3 separate regions of the Homo sapiens genome follow, and all the other regions are linked to region 2. Evidence: chromatin contacts called from ENCODE Hi-C or POLR2A ChIA-PET data. All regions are on one chromosome and are shown on one strand. The core of a region is the stretch at or near the end of the contact, and the rest is flanking DNA. Distances in the headings are between cores, read along the strand shown.

Evidence for each region. A loop is a pair of places that touch in the nucleus more often than their neighbours do. ChIA-PET counts read pairs that join two places held with the same protein, here RNA polymerase II (POLR2A). Pooled maps may share reads with other maps.
Region 1: a loop to region 2 is called in a map of posterior vena cava, with 12 times the contacts of the local background. The contact joins two enhancer-like sites. A Hi-C loop is called at or near these places in 2 of 168 maps with a recorded cell type or tissue (gastrocnemius medialis and posterior vena cava) and 8 of 50 pooled maps. POLR2A ChIA-PET finds 5 or more read pairs at or near these places in 4 of 52 experiments (BJ, Caco-2, HCT116 and 1 more).
Region 3: a map of ascending aorta shows a loop between it and region 2 (7-fold over the local background). The contact joins two enhancer-like sites. A Hi-C loop is called at or near these places in 6 of 168 maps with a recorded cell type or tissue (CD14-positive monocyte, Right ventricle myocardium inferior, ascending aorta and 2 more), 5 of 37 single-sample maps with no recorded cell type and 23 of 50 pooled maps. POLR2A ChIA-PET finds 5 or more read pairs at or near these places in 9 of 52 experiments (B cell, BJ, CD4-positive, alpha-beta memory T cell and 6 more).

Annotation. Positions count from the first base shown.
Region 1 is chr3:129,692,593-129,695,914 of GRCh38, reverse strand. The region is part of intron 4 of TMCC1 (transmembrane and coiled-coil domain family 1); the gene reads left to right. Among named protein-coding and RNA genes, the nearest start is that of PLXND1, 88 kb to the right of the region's middle. RefSeq lists an enhancer at 1-62. Within about 2 kb of position 1,539, at least 3 of the 41 ENCODE cell types and tissues checked have a DNase peak (open chromatin) inside an H3K27ac peak, as active enhancers do; they include gastrocnemius medialis, where a contact is called at or near this core.
Region 2 is chr3:129,624,847-129,628,434 of GRCh38, reverse strand. No RefSeq gene overlaps it. Among named protein-coding and RNA genes, the nearest start is that of PLXND1, 20 kb to the right of the region's middle. RefSeq lists enhancers at 538-647, 2,880-3,489 and a silencer at 1,298-1,627. Within about 2 kb of position 2,159, at least 34 of the 41 ENCODE cell types and tissues checked have a DNase peak (open chromatin) inside an H3K27ac peak, as active enhancers do; they include ascending aorta and gastrocnemius medialis, where a contact is called at or near this core.
Region 3 is chr3:129,560,089-129,563,380 of GRCh38, reverse strand. PLXND1 (plexin D1) reads left to right here. Exons shown (of 36, transcript NM_015103.3): 26 at 141-287; 27 at 438-594; 28 at 1,478-1,581; 29 at 1,672-1,735; 30 at 2,658-2,692; 31 at 2,947-3,051. Among named protein-coding and RNA genes, the nearest start is that of H1-8, 19 kb to the right of the region's middle. Within about 2 kb of position 1,985, at least 23 of the 41 ENCODE cell types and tissues checked have a DNase peak (open chromatin) inside an H3K27ac peak, as active enhancers do; they include ascending aorta, where a contact is called at or near this core.

The DNA.
Region 1 (3,322 bases), core at 290-2,789, 68 kb before region 2:
ACATAGGGTTAAATAAAACCCAGCTGATGAGAATTTATGGTTTGTAGGGCATGACTCCTGAAACTCCTTAGATAGGAATTTGGGCAAGATTTACAAAAATCAGAGCTTAGTCCTCAAAGGCATGATTGGTTTTGAAATGTGAGGACATGAGATTTGGGAGGGGTCAGGGGCAGAATGATATGATTTGGCTGTGTCCCTACCCAAATCTCGAATTGTAGTTCCCATAATCCCCATGTGTTGTTGGAGGGACCTGGTGGGAGGTAATTTAATCACGGGGCCAGTTACCCTCATGCTGTTCTCATGCTAGTGAGTTCTCATGAGATCTGATAGTTTTAAAAGGGGCTTTCCCCCTTTTGCTTGGCACTTCTTGTTGCCACCATGTGAGAAATGATGTGTTTGCTTCCCCTTCCGCCATGATTGTAAGTTTCCCAAGGCTTCCCCAGCCCTGTGGAACTGTGAGTCAGTTAAACCTCTTTCCTTTATAAATTACCCAGTCTTCGGTATGTCTTTATTAGCAGCATGAGAACAGACTAATACACATTGCATCACAAACACTGTCCATGAGGCAATTTCTGTCTCTAAAGACTTGGAAAACAACCTAGCCAAAGACAAAGATTCACATCTTTATTCAATCAGATAACTTCAAAGGGTCCAATAGACAACACCCAGCATTCCCTTGAAAGGACATTCAAAATCTTTTACCATTTTGGTCTTCCATAAATTTTGCTGACAGTCTCCCATCTCTCTTGTGATCAAGAATAATTTTCAAAGGTTATTATTAATTATGATTTTTTTTTTTTTTTTTTTTTTTTTTTTTTGAGACAGAGTCTCGCTCTGTCGCCCAGGCTGGAGTGCAGTGGTACAATCACAACTCAAAGCAAATTTCAACTCCTGGGCTTAAGTGATTCTCCCATCTCAGCCTCCCAAATATCTCCAAATGTTATTCTTGATCACAAAATAGTTAGTCTTGTTACCAGAAAGCCATCCCAATCCAAACCCCAAGAGAGGGTTCTTGGATCTCGCACAAGAAATAATTCAGGGCGAGTCCATAGAGTAAAGTAAAAACAAGTTTATTAGGAAAGTAAAAGAATAAAAGAATGGCCTCCATAGGCAGAGCAGCCCCAGGGGCTGCCCATTCTTATGGTTATTTCTTGATTATATGCTAAACAAGGGGTAGATTATTCATGCCTCCCCTTTTTAGACCAATATAGGGTAACTTCCTGACATTGCCTTGGCATTTGTACACTGCCTTGGAGCTAATGGTGGGAGTGTAGCAGTGGGGAGGAACAGAGGTCACTCTCATCGCCATCTTGGTTTCAGTGGGTTTTAGCTGGCTTCTTTACTGCAACCTGTTTTATCAGCAAGGTCTTTATGACCTGTATCTCATGGTGACCTCCTATCTCATCTTGTGACTAAGAATACCTGAAGTTGCTGGGAATGCAGCCTAGCAGGTCTTAACCTGACTTTACCTAGCCCATAGGCACGCTGAAGTTACTCAGGTGTAAACGTTTCTGACAGTCTCATTAGGTTTGGCCTGATTATTCACATAGGTGTAGCCACAGTGCTAGTTAGTCATACAGGGGCATCCTTGAACTATCTTTGCAAATCCAGAGCCATACAGTTTTGAGCAATTACTAAGACAACACAGTTAACTTCTGTGTGGACGTTTTCGTAAGGATTCAGATTGGACTTTTAAACACTCTTTATTATTTACTATACTAAGGTTAGGAAAATACACCTGAGAAACTCTCTCACCAGATTTCACCTGTGGTACCTATAAATTTGGGTGAATTAATCTCATCTTCAAGTCCCCAGTATTTTCTAAGGCTTGCCAGGAAGTGACTTTCCTTACCACCTCAGGAATCAGGCCAGTGTTCCTGGGAGTACTTTCTTTTAGGCATTGGCTCCCTATATCAAGTCAACTATTGTTTCTTAAAGTAGTTTGTCAATGAGAATTATTCTCAAATGTGATGTTCTCATTTATGAGATTCCAGTATATACAGTTACAAAATCCAATTATATCTTGATAAAAAGGAGATGAGATTGGTATTGATCCTATGCAAATAACAGTATTGCCATAAGTTAAGGAAAACTCAGTATGTTTCTGAATGCTCAGTATTCCATGAAAATCAGATACTACTTAATGTTTTATTCAGATCACAGAGGCAGAATCAATCTACTAAAATGTGGGTTAGAAGTAGTTTAAGGAGAAAGTGAAAGGGCTTCCTCATATAGCCACAAAAAATAGAACAATAAGATAACATGGGATGGGCACAGTGTTTCATGCCTATAATCCCAGCACTTTGGGAGACTGAGGTGGGAGGATCACTTGAGCCCGGAAGGTTGAGGCACTGCACTCCAGCCTAGATGACACAGAGAGACCCTGTCTCAAAAAAAAAAAAAAAAAAAAATTCAATCTTGGGGAAGGCAAGATCAAAAGAGTTAACAAAGGACATTTGGGCCCCTGATTAAGATAGTATCATGGATAAGAAACAATACTTGATTATTTAATCAAAATGAGAATAAAAGATAAGGTACTACAATTGTAAAGAACCTAAGCTCTTTCACAAGTAAAGAACCTTTGTTCTTTCCGGTTTGGTTTGTTTTGTATTTAATCATCTAGAACATAATCCAACATAAAGCCAGAGAATTATTGTGCTCTCTAAGAAAATTATACACAAATAAGAATCATCTTTCATATTATAGATGAAGGCATTAATCAGTAAACCAAAGACGCAAACCCATCAAAGCTGATTAAATGTTGCCAAAATTTTAACATGTTTCATGGCTTCTTTTCACATCCCAGTAGTATATTTTACAAGGCAAATCAAATTCACTTTTTAAGATTTGTCTTTCTAGCCTGGGAAACATGCTGAAACCCCATCTCCACAAAAAAATACAAAAATTAGCTGGGCATGGTGGTGTGCACCTGCAGTCCCAGTTACTTGAGAGGCTGAGGTAGGAGGATCACTTGAGCCCGGGAGATGGACATTGCAGTCAGCCGAGATGGTACCTCTGCACTCCAGCCTGGGCAACAGAGCAAGACCCCATCTTAAATAAATAAATAAATAAATAAATGATTTGTCTTTTACATTCTTTAACAAACTGTTACTTTAGTTTGGGACAAAAAAATGCTCCTTTTCCTTTAAAAACAAAAAGACTTACACCTTATATTTCTCTGTTACTATTGTTCCTAGTGTAGTTATAACCACCTGTATCAATTATGACTTCTGTTTCAGAGAGAAAACTGGGTAGAGAGAATGGATAATAAGAACTACGTCATACACAAGCATCTTAGCAGACTAGTAAAGCTCACAAATAC
Region 2 (3,588 bases), core at 910-3,409:
ATATTTGAGTAAGGTTGTGCAGATTAAATTATTGTATTATGGTTAAATCACTCGATCTTGAAAACCACTGGGGTTGTGCAATAGAATGTCCTTGTTCTTGGGCAATACACATTGGAGGACTTAGGGTTCAAGGGCCATCGCGCCTGCAACTTACTCTCCGATGCTTGCAATGGGGGCTTGAATATGCAAGGGCTGGGGAGCAGAATGTTAAAGCTTGGTGAATCTGCATTAATAAGGGAGGCAGTTCTCGGAACTATTCTCACGGCTTTTCTGTTACTTTGAAATTATTTCAAAACAAAACGTAAGCCTGGTCTCTGTCACCGCTTTGTGGCTGCTTCGAGGAGCGCACCCTCTGTGTCCAAGACCTTAAACTCCCTGCCTGGGGTCTGGGCTCCCGACGTTCCTGCCTACGCCGGTTTGATTGCCCTTCAAGCTTAGGTCCCTCTGCCTCTGCGAACCGCTGCAGGCCCATTTCTTGCACAACCAAAATGAAGTCATACTAATCTTGGCTTGAGAGGAGCCAGAATTTCAGAGCCTCCAACCCTGATGCTTTCTACAACCTGGGAAGCTGAGGCCCGGAGACGGAAGTGACCAAGCGCGACTAGATCTAAAGCCTTCCCGACTTCCATTTTTCTCAGTAGGCAAGTGGTCCAAGCCCCACCGTTTCCTTCTTGGATTTGAGTCTCAACTCCAGCCACTCCCCTCAAGTCTGGTCTCCCACTCTCACGCCCCTCCAGCCACTGGCCTCAAAACCACCGAGCACATCCACGCGGCCCTCGCCGACTCCCGCAGGGCTGCCTCCACCCCGCTGCTTCTTGCCGGCGCATAGCCTCCCAGAGCCTCCAATGACCGCCCAAGCGACTGCCCTCCCTCCCTCCCTCCCTCCTTCGCCTCCCCATCTGTGCAATTGAACATTCATTCATTGCCGCGGACTCGAGGCTGCCCAGTCCTCTTCCGGACAGGGCCCTGAGGACAGGACCTGGCTATCCGGCTTCGCGGTGTGTCCTCAGTGCCTGGCCCAGAGCGGCCAATTTGGCGAGAGCAGGAATCTCTGTCCCTGGTTCCTTTAGTCCCCAGCTTTGCTCCCAAGTGACCATCCGCGAGGCAGCGTCCCCTCCTTGGCATCTGCGGCTTCTAAGACGCTCAAGGGCCCAAGGGGGTGAATGAGGTGTGGGCGACTAACTGTAGCCCTGTCCTCTGGGGGCAGCATGCTGCGCAAGTGATGCCCGGCCAGGGAACGGGGTGCTGGGGCCGCAGTCACCGCAACTTCTGGGTGGAGCAGCGAGGGCCCGGGGGGCTCGGGAAGCTGGGGGTGTACCCGCAGCCGGGGAAGCGGAGGCACAGGACCTGGGCCCAGGGCTCGGAGCCCTTGCTCCCTCCAAGCGAGGCGGGACGAGCACGGGCTGCGGGACCTCCGCCCCGTGCCCCCGCCCCCCTAGGCCGGCTGGGAGCTGGCCAGGGGCTCAGAGGTCGCACCTCTGGCCGCGGGAGGACGAGGCGGAGCCGGAACGGAAGCGCGGACAATGGGCCCTCCGGGGCCGCTTCCGGCCTCTCTCTGCGGGGCGGGAGCACGGGAGAGCCTGGGGCCTGGCCTGGGCGGGGCTCGGGCGCCCTCCCTGGGTTGCCTTCGCAGCACCCCAGCCTGGGCCCCTCCCACCCCTGCCGGTCAGAAAGCAGGGACCCGCCCCGCCCCAGCTCTGTCCCCAGGCTAAGAACCTGGCACAGGCTGGCGAGTATGGAACTGGGTTGTTTTTAAAAACTTTTATTCATTGAGTTATAATTTACATCAGGAGAAGTGGCCTCAGATCTCAAATGTGAAGTCTGGTAAACTTTGCACGTTTATACCCTGTAAATGCTCTGAACAAGACATGGAACATTCCCAGCAACCAGAAAATTCCCTGGTGGCCCTTCCCAGTCAGTCCCTCCCCCCAGCCCCAGCCCTAGCCCTGGCAACTACCCATCTGTGTCCCGTCCTGTGGCCTGGCCTTTTCCAAACAGCATGTACATGGGATCCTGCAGCGTGGAGCCTTTCCAGCCTGGCTTGGAGATGCATCCTTGTGTCGGAGTATCAAGAGGCTGTTCCTTTTCGTTCCATTGTATGGAGGCCTCCATGTGTTTACCTCTTCACCAGCCCAGGGACACTTGGCTTGTTTCCAGATTGCAGAAATTATCAATGGAGCTGTGACAAGCATCTGTACAGGTTTTTATGGACCTGTGTTTTAATTTTATTCCAATATCTAGACGTGGGATTGCCAGGATGCACGTGTCTACATTTGACTTTTTTTTTTTTTTTTTTTTTTGAGACAGTCTCACTCTGTCTGTCCCAGGAGTGCAGTGGCGCAATCTCGGCTCACTGCAAGCTCCGCCTCCCGGGTTCATGCCATTCTCCTGCCTCAGCCTCCTGAGTAGCTGGGATTACAGGCGCCTGCCACCGCGCCCGGCTAATTTTTTTTGTATTTTTAGTAGACACAGGGTTTCACCGTGTTAGCCAGGCTGGTCTCTATCTCCTGACCTCGTGATCCGCCCGCCTCGGCCTCCCAAAGTGCTGGGATTACAGGCGTGAGCCACCGCGTCCAGCCACATTTGACTTTTTTTGAAGAAACTAGCAAAAGGTTTTACAGAGTGGCTGCACCATTTCACATTTCACCCCTGCCCCTGTGGCTCCACATCCTCACCCACACTTGGTGGTGTCAGTCTTTTCTGTCTCAGCCTTTCAAGTGGGAGTAGGGCTGTCTCAAGACAGGGTTGACTGAGCAAAGAGCGAACTCCCACCCAGCGCCTCCCAGTGGTTTCCTGCCCTTCCCTCATCCTGCTCCCAGATGGAGGTGCAGGCAGTGGTCCCAGCCCCAGCTCTACCCCACGAGTCCCCAGGTGAATGCTCCACCCCACGAGTCCCAGGACTGAGCAGGCACGCACCTTCCTATGCTCAAGTCCTCCTCAGACACTGGAGCAGGGAGGCACTGGCAGAGTCCCCAAGTCCAAAGTGATGGGCTGTGTTTCCACCTGGTCCTACCTGCTTAGCCATCTAGCCTTCTTCCCAAACAAGCAGCCTCTGGAGGAATCACTGGAAGACAGATGGGGAAGGGGGCGGTGAACACAGGTGCTGCGTGGGAAGCCGAGGGGATGGGTGGCTGCAGCCTGTGCCCCCAGCAGGTAGGCAGTCCTCATGGTTGGACCACCCACATCCACGGGCCCCCCTGGAGGCCCTGCTCTGCCTCTGAGACCCTGTGACCCTGTGTTTTGGGAGATGGGGTGGCAGTACCAAGGTGAGCCTGACTGCCTTCAGCAAACCTTTACTGTGCACCTACTGTGTGCCGGGCCCTGCTGTGGCCCTGGAGACATATCCCCTGCCCTGGTGAAGGTCCATCCAGTGAGAGAGATGGATACTAGCCCTGATTGGCACTTTGGTCAGGGAGGGCCTCTTTGGAGGGGGATATTTGAGCAGAAACCTGAGGGATAAGAAGGCGGCAGCCCTGGGGAGATCTGGAAAGGGCATGACAGGCAGAAGGCACAGCAAAAGCACCGTCCTGGACCAAGCTCAGTGAGGAGGCCAGTGCTGCTGGAGCGGAGAGCCAAAGGGAAGCCTCG
Region 3 (3,292 bases), core at 736-3,235, 65 kb after region 2:
GGAGAGGAGAGTGTTGACACCAGGATCCAAAAGGAGACTGTTGGAGGGGTTGGGGGACGGGGGCGTGAAGGTGTTTGGCCCAAAGCATGGGGGCTGGAATACAGAGGGGGCCTTGGCCCTGATACCCCCGTGCCCCTCAGGAGACGGTGGGGGAGCCATTCTTCCTGCTGCTGTGTGCCATCAAGCAGCAAATCAACAAGGGCTCCATCGACGCCATCACAGGCAAGGCCCGCTACACACTCAGTGAGGAGTGGCTGCTGCGGGAGAACATCGAGGCCAAGCCCCGGGTAAGTCGGCAGGGCGGGGAGGGTCCCAGGGCTGCTGTGTCGCCGCCAACGGCATTGACCCAGCCTTCCTCTGCAGGGCCTTGCTGCCTGGGCACTGACATAGTGATGGCAGCAACTCACTGACCTTTCTCTCCCACTCTCCCCCTGCAGAACCTGAACGTGTCCTTCCAGGGCTGTGGCATGGACTCGCTGAGCGTGCGGGCCATGGACACCGACACGCTGACACAGGTCAAGGAGAAGATCCTGGAGGCCTTCTGCAAGAATGTGCCCTACTCCCAGTGGCCGCGTGCAGAGGACGTCGACCTTGGTGGGTGGGAATGGGGGCAGAGACCCCGTGTCAGGCGCTTCAGCCGGGGCTGGCCCCTGCCTTGACGGGAAACACTCCTTTCACCTGGCATGGGTGCATGAATGTGGGGACACTGAGAGGATCCAATGAGGCCCCCTCAGCAAGAAGCTCTTACTCTGTAGGAGACAAGTCCTGCAGTGTGAGTGAACTACGGACAACAGCAAAAAGCCTTCAGGAAAGGCTTCCTAATTCCTAAAGGAGGGATGCTGGAGTAGGGTTGGTTTGTTTGTTTGTTTTTGAGACGGGATCTCATTCTGTCACCCAGGCTGGAGTGCAGTGGCGCAATCTCAGCTCACTGCAGCCTCGACCTCCTGGGCTCAAGTGATCCCCTCATTTCAGCCTCCTGAGTAGCTGGGACTACAGGAGTGCACCACCACATCCAGCTAATTTTACTTTTTGTAAAGATAGTGTCATGCTGTGCTGCCCAGGCTGGTCTTGAACTCCTGGGCTCAAGCGATCCTCCTGCCTCATCCTCCCAAAGTGCTGGGATTACAGGTGTGAGCCACCGCGCGGGGCCTGGAGTGGGTTTTATAGGAGTCTTGGTTAGGCCAAGGGTTTCATCAGCAATTGTAACATGAACAGCCTTGCAGACAAGGCCATTTCCAGAGCTCCTCCTCTGTGCCCTCCACCCTGGCACCTTCTCTTTGTACCCTCACACTCTCCCCCAGCTCTTTCCTGCCCTCCCCATTTTACAGATGGGAAAATGGAGGCTCAGAGAGAGGTATGGCTTGCCTCAGTTTACATGGAGAGAGCGAGAGGCCTCTCCCTATGTGGCTGGGCCGGTACCTACCCCTCAGGCCCAGCTCCCTGCCCGGACCCTGATGGCCTGTCCCTTGTCCCCCAGAGTGGTTCGCCTCCAGCACACAGAGCTACATCCTTCGGGACCTGGACGACACCTCAGTGGTGGAAGACGGCCGCAAGAAGCTTAACACGCTGGCCCATTACAAGGTGCAGCCCTGCCCCCCGCCCCCATTTCCCCACCCTCATGCCCCCACCCCAACCTCCGGCCTCTGACCTCGGCCTCTCCCCTCCCATCAGATCCCTGAAGGTGCCTCCCTGGCCATGAGTCTCATAGACAAGAAGGACAACACACTGGGCCGAGGTAGTGCGGGTGCACGTGGGAAGGGAGCCCAGGCTGCGTGTGGACAGGGGCTTCCATCCCATGCCCCAGTGGGGAAGCTGAGGCTCCGAGAGGCAGGGCTGGCCTGGGCTGAGGCCTCCTTGGTGGGGGCTGGGCGGGGCCAGCCTCCTCTGACCCAGTACTGCTGGGGCAGGGCCCACACCAGGCCTCCTCAAGCTGATTTCCTGCGGCAGCTGGAGAGAGGCCCCGGGAGGGCGGGATGCAGTTCCAGGAGGTCTGGGCAGCAGCCAGGCCAGAAGGGGGGCCAGCATGCCCGTCTCAGCCTTGGGCCATGTCCCTGCCTCAAGTGCCCCCTCCACACCCTCAGACGCCCCAGGCACAGCCTCCTGGCTGCCAGGCCTGCGAGCCCGGGATCCTCTGGGTCTCGGGGTCCCCTTCTAAGGTTGAGAGCAGAGTCTCAGTCTCTCCCAGCAGCCTGGGAATCTGGGCTGGCAGGAGCTCTGGGCTCAGGGGTGGGGTGGGCAAAGGCACCCACCCCCGCCTGCCTGGGGCCCCTCCTCCCCCGTGGCTGCATCTTCCTGTTTCTCTCCACCGCTGTCCCTCCTTCCAAGTCCCTCCATCCCGGGTCACTGTGTGTGTGTCTTTCTCTCTCTGCCTCACTCTGTCTCGCTCGCTGTGTGTCTCTGGATCTCACTTATCTCTCTCTCCGTCTCTCCCAGACTCAGTCTCCCCATGCGTCTCTGCATCTCTGTCTCATTCTCTCTGACTGTCTCTTTGGATCTCTGTCTCCGTTTCTGTTTCTCTCTCCATCTTTCTGTCTCTGCTTCTGTTTCTCTCCCCATCTTTCTGTCTTGTTTCTGTTTCTCACTCCATCTTTCTGTCTTCATTTCTGTTTCTCTCCTCTCCTCTCCCGTGTTTATTTATTGTGTTTTTCCTCTCACAGTGAAAGACTTGGACACAGAGAAGTATTTCCATTTGGTGAGTGCCCAACCTCGGCCCCGGGGGATCCAGCCCCTCAGTGGGTGTGGCCTTGGCTTTCTGTGGCCCTGGGCCTCTTGGGAAAAGTGCTCCCAGCCCTGCGAAAGGCTGGGGGGTGGGGGAGTAGGGATGGGGCCCAGAATCAGGAGGGAACCACAGCCCTTGTGTGCTAAGAAGCATGGCAGAGCCAGACCTCCCACAGGCGGCCGAGGATGGGGCCTGGTGCGGACACTGACCACTGCCCGGCCTCCCAGGTGCTGCCTACGGACGAGCTGGCGGAGCCCAAGAAGTCTCACCGGCAGAGCCATCGCAAGAAGGTGCTCCCGGAAATCTACCTGACCCGCCTGCTCTCCACCAAGGTGAGTCCGGCCTCAGTCTCCCCTCTGTGCAGTGGGTACAAGGCTCCAGCCCCAGCTCCAGAGGGTCATTGCTCAGGGCCAGCTGTGCACCCGCGGCTGGGAGAGGGGTGTGAGTTCTTCCTGTTTCCCCTGTGGGGCTGGAGGGGCAAGAGGCTGAAGGCTTAGGGTCCCACTTGAGGAGGCATTTCTCACAGCCAGGAAAAATGCCTGACAGAGACTTCTATGTTAGCCCACGTAACAG